2 separate regions of the Mus musculus genome follow, and region 1 is linked to region 2. The links are chromatin contacts, found by Hi-C or POLR2A ChIA-PET in ENCODE. All regions are on one chromosome and are shown on one strand. Each heading gives the region's core, a stretch centred on a gene start or an enhancer-like site at or near the end of the contact. The rest is flanking DNA. Distances are from core to core; before and after follow the strand shown.

Evidence for each region. A loop is a pair of places that touch in the nucleus more often than their neighbours do. ChIA-PET counts read pairs that join two places held with the same protein, here RNA polymerase II (POLR2A).
Region 1: a loop to region 2 is called in a map of left cerebral cortex, with 8 times the contacts of the local background. The contact joins the promoter of Tvp23b here to the promoter of Zfp286 in region 2. A Hi-C loop is called at or near these places in 1 of 37 maps with a recorded cell type or tissue (left cerebral cortex). POLR2A ChIA-PET finds 5 or more read pairs at or near these places in 3 of 5 experiments (all embryonic stem cell).

What each region holds. Positions count from the first base shown.
Region 1 is chr11:62,877,602-62,881,272 of GRCm38, reverse strand. It overlaps Tvp23b (trans-golgi network vesicle protein 23B), which reads right to left and starts at 1,818. Exons shown (of 7, transcript NM_026210.5): 1 at 1,678-1,818. The coding sequence starts at 1,689.
Region 2 is chr11:62,788,176-62,791,470 of GRCm38, reverse strand. Zfp286 (zinc finger protein 286) reads left to right here and starts at 2,003. Exons shown (of 6, transcript NM_138949.4): 1 at 2,003-2,095; 2 at 2,382-2,541. The coding sequence starts at 2,487.

The DNA.
Region 1 (3,671 bases), core at 569-3,068, 90 kb before region 2:
CTTCCAACTAGAATGGATGAGACCGAATTCCAAGTATGCACACGGGTTTTAAGGACAATGAATGGAGAGACATCCAAGATGTTATATGGAGAGTTTTTACTTTTTTAAGATTATAGAGTACACTTGTGGCCCCTTCTGCCTGTAATGCCAGCACTTGAAAGACTGAGTCAAGACAGTTATAATCAGTTGGAGAAGGGTGAAAAAAAAAGAAGAAATTAAAGCATGGCTTTGAGCTAACACCAACAAGATTTTGTGAGGGGCGGGGAAGGGGAGGGAACAATGGAAGGCTACCAACAGTGCAACTCATGAATGCTTCCCAGTGAACAAAGGTAAACCAGCTGTAACCCAACAGTGGAGTACACAGGATCCACAGAAGAACCTGTGGGTGATTAGCAAAGATGCAGGGAGGGGGTTGGTATGAAAATACCAGGGGGAGGGGCTGCTTCTAGGTAATAAGAAAGAAAATTATCAGACAAAAAACAACAACAACAAAAAAAAAAAACAACCAAAAAACACAAAAACCACAAGGGAACAGATGTTTAAGTCTGCAGAGAAATTTTAATGCACAGGTTGCCTGGGGGAAGGAAGGTAATGACTATAAAAAATGTCAAATGCCCAACAGGTGGAAGGACTTATGGTCACAGACCTAGGAGTAGGAAGAAGCGGATCTAAATGCACCTTCAGAGCTGAGCTGAAACCATCAATGAATTTTTTCTACTCCACATTTCCACAAAGTAGACTTTTCTTATCACAGATTCTAGTTGGCCCATCCTGAGACACTTGGTATGTCACTATGTCTTTATTATTATGATCTGAAAATATGTTGTTCCCCAACCTAACCTCTCCCCATCCCAACCCCCACCCCCAGCCATCCTGCCCTTTGCAGATCCCATCTCCTTGAACATCCCAACCTGACAATGAAACCCGTGTGACACAATCTACATGGGAGTTCACAGTAAAAAAAAAATTTTTTTTGTTTTTTTGTTTTGTTTTTTTGGTTTTTCGAGACAGGGTTCTCTGTATAGCCTGTATATCTCTGTATAGCCCTGGCTGTCCTGGAACTCACTCTGTAGATCAGGCTGGTCTCGAACTCAGAAATCCACCTGCCTCTGCCTCCCGAGTGCTGGGATTAAAGGCGTGCGCCACCACGCCCAGCTTCACAGTAAAATTTTAAAGGAAGAAAATATATTACATGTACTAATCTCTGGCCGAAGGACAATTGGCTACATCGACCTCTACGGGTACAAAGGCGATAACCATCGTGATTATCTGTGTACAGCGTAGTAACACTGGAACCCAAGGCTCTGGCAATCTCTCCCTACAGGATCGCCCTGAACTTGTGTATCAGGGCCCTACAGGCCATTCCCCTCATCCGGGCAGGCTATGGGAAGACGGGTTACCCCCGACCTCACACCCAGAGATCCTGCAGCGAGTGTGCTCCACACCCGCTGACAGGAGGCCTCTGTGCCTCCGGGGTCGCCGGTGCACCCTATCCCTCACAGTCCACAAACCCTCTAGCGACAATTTGCCCGGGGCTGGCCCTCCTACCCACCCACCTGCAGTTCCTACAGCTCAGGCAGTGGGCGGGCACACGGACCCAACAGCCTCGGGCGACTGGGCAAGACCCCCAGCCCCAACTCAAGCACCGGCTACCGGCGCTCGGCCGCCATCCCTCACCTGCGACAACATGACGACCCTGCGCCAACCCGCCCCCCACTTCCGAGAGCCACGACAGCAAAGCTGCCACGCGATCCAGCTCTACAGCCGACGTCACAAGCGCACCAGGAAGCCACTTGGTGGGAGGGCGCAACTCCAGAGACCGGAAGGCGATAGGCGGGTCCATACCTTGGGGCGGGGCTCCATAGTGGGCGGGGCGGAAAGAGCTGGTCCACGCGACGGACGCGGGCGGTAGGAGGCGGGGTGTGTGGGCGGGGCCTTGACGCAGAGACTCTGTAGGGGCTGAGGTGGAGGTGGGCGGGGCAAGCGTGAGCAGGGGCAAGGGCTGCACTTCTAAGGAAAAGCAAAACGCTTGGGAATAAACTGGCTAACTTAATGGGTTCTAAAGCGAAGTTTCTTGGGTTATGAATGGAAAATGTTTTTTGCTACCAAAGAAGTACAAACTGTGAGTCATTACCACCAGCAGGGACGCCCTGAGAGAGGCGGAGCTTTATAATTTAACCTTGTAAATGTATTGTATTTTAGTATAGTCTTTCTTAAGCGATTTAAATGTTAAAGAAAATTGAGAAATAAATGTGTCCTTGGAAAGAAATTAAAAAAAAAAAAACCGAGTAAGAAAGAGACAAGAAGACTAGCGTAAGCAGTGAGGGTACTGCTGTAAGGGGCATAACCTCAGAACAAGAAGAGAGGCCAGTATCGCGCCTCTGCCCTCCATGTACCAATTATATAACCAATCTCTATGTACATCCTTCCTCGGCTGTAAAGTGGGAAGGACGGTGATGGCTTTACAGAGCATTTAGTAAAGTGGCACAAATTTGCTTTTATTACTGTTTTAAGTCACCTGCTGATGGCATGATCATGCCTAGACCTAAAATTCAGAGATTTTTTTTTTTTTTTTTTTTGGTTTTTCGAGACAAATTCAGAGAGTTTAAAGCCATCTTTGCAACTGTAATGATAGAGATATTCTGTTTGCTCAACTATGTCAGACTGTTGGAGGCTCATGCAATGTCCCTCTCACCTTTTCTTAACTGAAGGGACTCTTCACAGAACCCGGGGTTTTATCTGGTTCTTTGCCAGGACTATGTCAAACCCAGTGTTACAATAATGAAGAAACATGGACCTAGTTCCCAAAAAAGAGAAAGCAGGCAAGGTAATTGCGCATCTTCGTGTGAAGCTGGACAAATGACCTATGTCCTAACCTGCTTGGACAAAGATTTTGGTGGCCCACCCTGTGTTGTGAGGTTGTGTGGAAAAAAAATTTTTTTGGTTCTCACTTTTTATATGAATGCAATTTGAATTCACTACCATATTTTAAGATATAGAGCATTTGACAAGAAAGTGAATTTCCCACTTGTTAGGATTTTTGTCTTCCTTTTTGGAGGACTGGTGTGTGTGTGTTGGGGGGGGGGTTCTTTGCTTGCTTTTGAAACAGGGTGTTGCCTCCTAGTACCAACTGACTAGATGCTCTGTCCTCCTGCCTTGCCCCTATCTCCCCTCACCCTCAAGAACTGGAACTTAATGACGGGGAAAGTCTGCCTGGGGTGTTGAGCCTCTATGTAGGGACTGTACTCTTTGTCCAGATCCTGAGCCCTTCTGTGAGCATATCCACCAGTGAGCCTGTAAACTACTCTTTACAAAATTACCTACCTTGCCCCTGACAGCACCCCCTGAGTATTTAAATAGGAGTCTCAATATACTTGAGAGTAAAGCCTCCTTTGTAGAAAATGAAGCGTATTTTCTTCATTTTTTTTCCTTTTCTTCTGATGGAGTGTGTTCTGACCCGTTAGATCACATGCAGTGTTCTAAATACAAGTCTGCCTTTTGATCTCCCCATATCCTTTACCAAAACTGAGTTTTAGTCTTTGCAAAAATACCAGGAGATTTTTATATAGTATCCTGATGGCTACTGTTCAAAAGTTTCTGGAAGCAACGATAGCCCTAAGTTGGTAGTGATGAATGGAGTCTAACTGCTCAGTGACCTTGCCTACACCTCA
Region 2 (3,295 bases), core at 754-3,253:
CTAAGGTTGCCACCTAAGTCAATTATATTATGTTCTCCTGTTACCTTGAATTATGTACATTTTCCAGAGATTTCCTATAGCTTCCTAACATGCACATGCATGCGCAGATACACACACACACGTGCATATCTATGCACACACGCACATATATGCACACACATGCCATGCTCAGACATGCTCATACACACATACATGCACACAAGGTTTAAAGAGAGTAAACATCAAGAGACTGCAAAAAAATGTTGAGATGGAAGAGGGCTAGGCCTAAGTAATTCATCATTATTACATAAACCACATGTGACCCGCTGTCTTAGAGTTTCTACTGCTGTGACAAAACATGAGGACCAACAAGCAAGTTGGGGAGAAAAGGGTTTGTTTGTTTATTTTGGCTTATATTTCCATATCACTGTTGATCATCAAAGGAAATCAAGACTGGAACTCCAAAAAGGCAGGAACCTAGAGGCAGGAGCTTATGCAGAGGCCATGGAGGGGTGATGTCTATTGGCTTGCTCAGCCTGTTTCCTTGTAGAACCCAGAACCACCAGCCCAGGGATGGGACCATCCACAATGGGCTAGGCCTTCCCTCATCAATTACTAATTAAGAAAAGGCCAAATTTAATATTCTCTGGAGGGAGTGGCCAAAAGGCATGCAAATTTGGAAACTTTCCTGTAATCACTTGAGTAGCACCCCAGGAGATTCCTCCAGTCCCCAGATAACTACAGTGGTCTTAGACAAGTTAGTGGGTTTTCAAACTGAACCCCAAATCCCAGACATAAATAGCTGTGAAAAGGGCCTAAGTCTTGAGAGCTGGTGAATTTATCAGGGTCCCACTCAGCACATTTGCATGGGAAGGCTTCTTCAAAAATTTGAAGCTTCTCCACTTCCACCTGTACCAGCAGCCAAGGACAAACAGCCTTCTTTGCCCTAATACTTTCCTTGTTCATGTTACACTGAAGTAAACAGAGTTGTAAGGAGTTGTTGACAATCATCCCAAGTGAGACCAAAGGAACAGCAGACAGATTCTAGAGGAAAAGTCAGAGTTTGAAGTTTTTCAGAGAAAAGGAATTGGAGGTTTTGCAGCTGTACAGATCTGAAGTGGGAAAAGAAGACATAGATTACCAAGGACCATTGCCTCCCTCTGAGTCTCTTTCTCCCAATGGATCTAATGAGTCTGGAGCACAATGGGACCTCCAGTAGGAACCCAGTGGGGATGAAGGAAGTAGAGGAAATGGGATGTCTTCATATGGAGAGATTATGATGGTCACAGAGGGAGAAGCGGTGGACGAGACAGGGAGTGTAGGATCAATGACAGCCGTGGAAGAGGGTCCAGAGCAGAGTAGAAACTGAGAAATGAACAGGATCTGGTGATTAGATGGTGAGAATCAAAAGTTGAGTGTATTCTGGTTTTGGCATATGCAAATGGTGCACTAGAGTAAATGCACGCACTGAGATGGGGCTGTTTGGCAAAAGTGACTTTAAAGTAGGTTTAACTTAACCACAGGCCCTTGAGAGTCCAACTTTTTCGACAAATGAACTTTTTTTTTCCTTGCAAAGAACTTACTGCTCAAGTGTGTGGAAACTGGCTCAATATTGTCAGCTCTGCTCATATACGTTTTTACGATTGCAAAATAGATGAAATACAAGTCCATTGGGATAGATGAGAGTACTACATGGATCCTGCTCTAAAACTACAGCTTTCATATAGTTTGAAGTCAAAGGATGGTTTTAGGGAAGGCCAAACCATGGCTAAAAGCCATATACACATGCCAACAGTAAAGAAATTTGGGCTGAAGCTACATAGATGTAATTGTGCAAACAAAGGTGCAGAGAGAGAGAGACTTTGTCTCCCACGTCCCAACCTTCCGTTACTGCGGGATTCCACGCACGATGCACCTTTTTCTCTCGCGAGAGGGAGAGATCCCGCTGTGCCGCTGAGCCACTCGTGGTCCCAACCTGCCAAGAAACAGGGGGTCGGGCAGCGCGCAGGTGCTTCTGGGAGTTGTAGTTCCTGGATTTGCCCAGCAAAATGTCACGCATGCGCGACTCAGAGCTAAGCGGAGAAGTTCGTAGCCTTTGTCAGGCCTGGGATGGGAGGTGAGTTTCTTGGTAGGATGCTGCGGTCCTCGCTTTACCTCGGCGGTGGTCCAGTAGTTGCTCTCTGCCAGGGAGGACTGGAGTTTGTAGTTCTTGAGCTTCGTCCCCTTCCCTCCCCGCCCCACGGGCCATCTAGGACCCCGGTGCATACTGGAGAGCTGGACGGAGCTGGAGGGGTTGTCTGTGCCCTCTACCTCTCAGGCACTCAGTCCCCTAGGGGACAGCTCCAGGAGCCAGAAACAGACAGGTGAGGACTCAGATTCAGGATGCTTTCCCTGGTTTCCAGGTCCCACGTGATCTGAGCGACACTCTCTACAGAGCCCAAGAGGGAAGAAGTCCTTCGAGGCTCCGTGGACTGCTGACTGCGCGAGAAGAGCAGGACCTTAGGGGCATGGAAGAGGTGGTGATCATGGAGACGGGTTTGGCCGAAGTGCCTCAGAAAAGAGGTAGAATTGCCCAGGGGTTGGTGTGCATCATGGGAGAGTGGAAATCTTCCTTTTGAAGGGGAAACCCACCGTTGTCGTGGGTTAAGTGGTTCTTGGGAAAAGATGGCGACTTGTCAACGCTATCTTGAGGATAGGTGAGCTCTGAGACGTTGCAGGGCTTACTATGGGTCAGTCCCCATTCCACTTAAGTGTGCTGCACAATGGTCCCACCAGTGCGGACATTGTCACAATGTAGTCACAAGTTCTTCCAAATTATTGCCCCATCCTGGTTTCCATCGTGGATCCAAGAATTCAACTTTGTAGTTGACAAAAAAATATTTTTCCATACGTTATCCCACTTTATCCATAGTTAACGTGTGTGCTGTTTCAACACAGATCGCTCACGACCTGCTTCACAGGCACGGAAGGTAGGGGCTGGCTTCAGCACTAGGAGACCTGTGTATCTTAAACTCCCCTCGGTGACTTACTATGCCAAAATTCCCTCCAGGGGTCCTTTTCAGGTTGCTAGATGTCACCTCAAACTCAACCAATCAGAATTTGGAGGTGAGATCTAGCAATCTCCGCCTTAAGGAAGCTTTAAAGGGATTTTAAAAAAACAAAACAAAACAAAACAAAACACTGAGTCTACTTTAGGTAGATTATAGTGGAAATTTACTTATTCTAGTTTGTAGACCAGAGAGTTTGAGGGGATACGTCATGAGTAGAGCAACTAAATTCAAGCCTAGTGGAGCAACGTGCCTGAGCATATTTTACA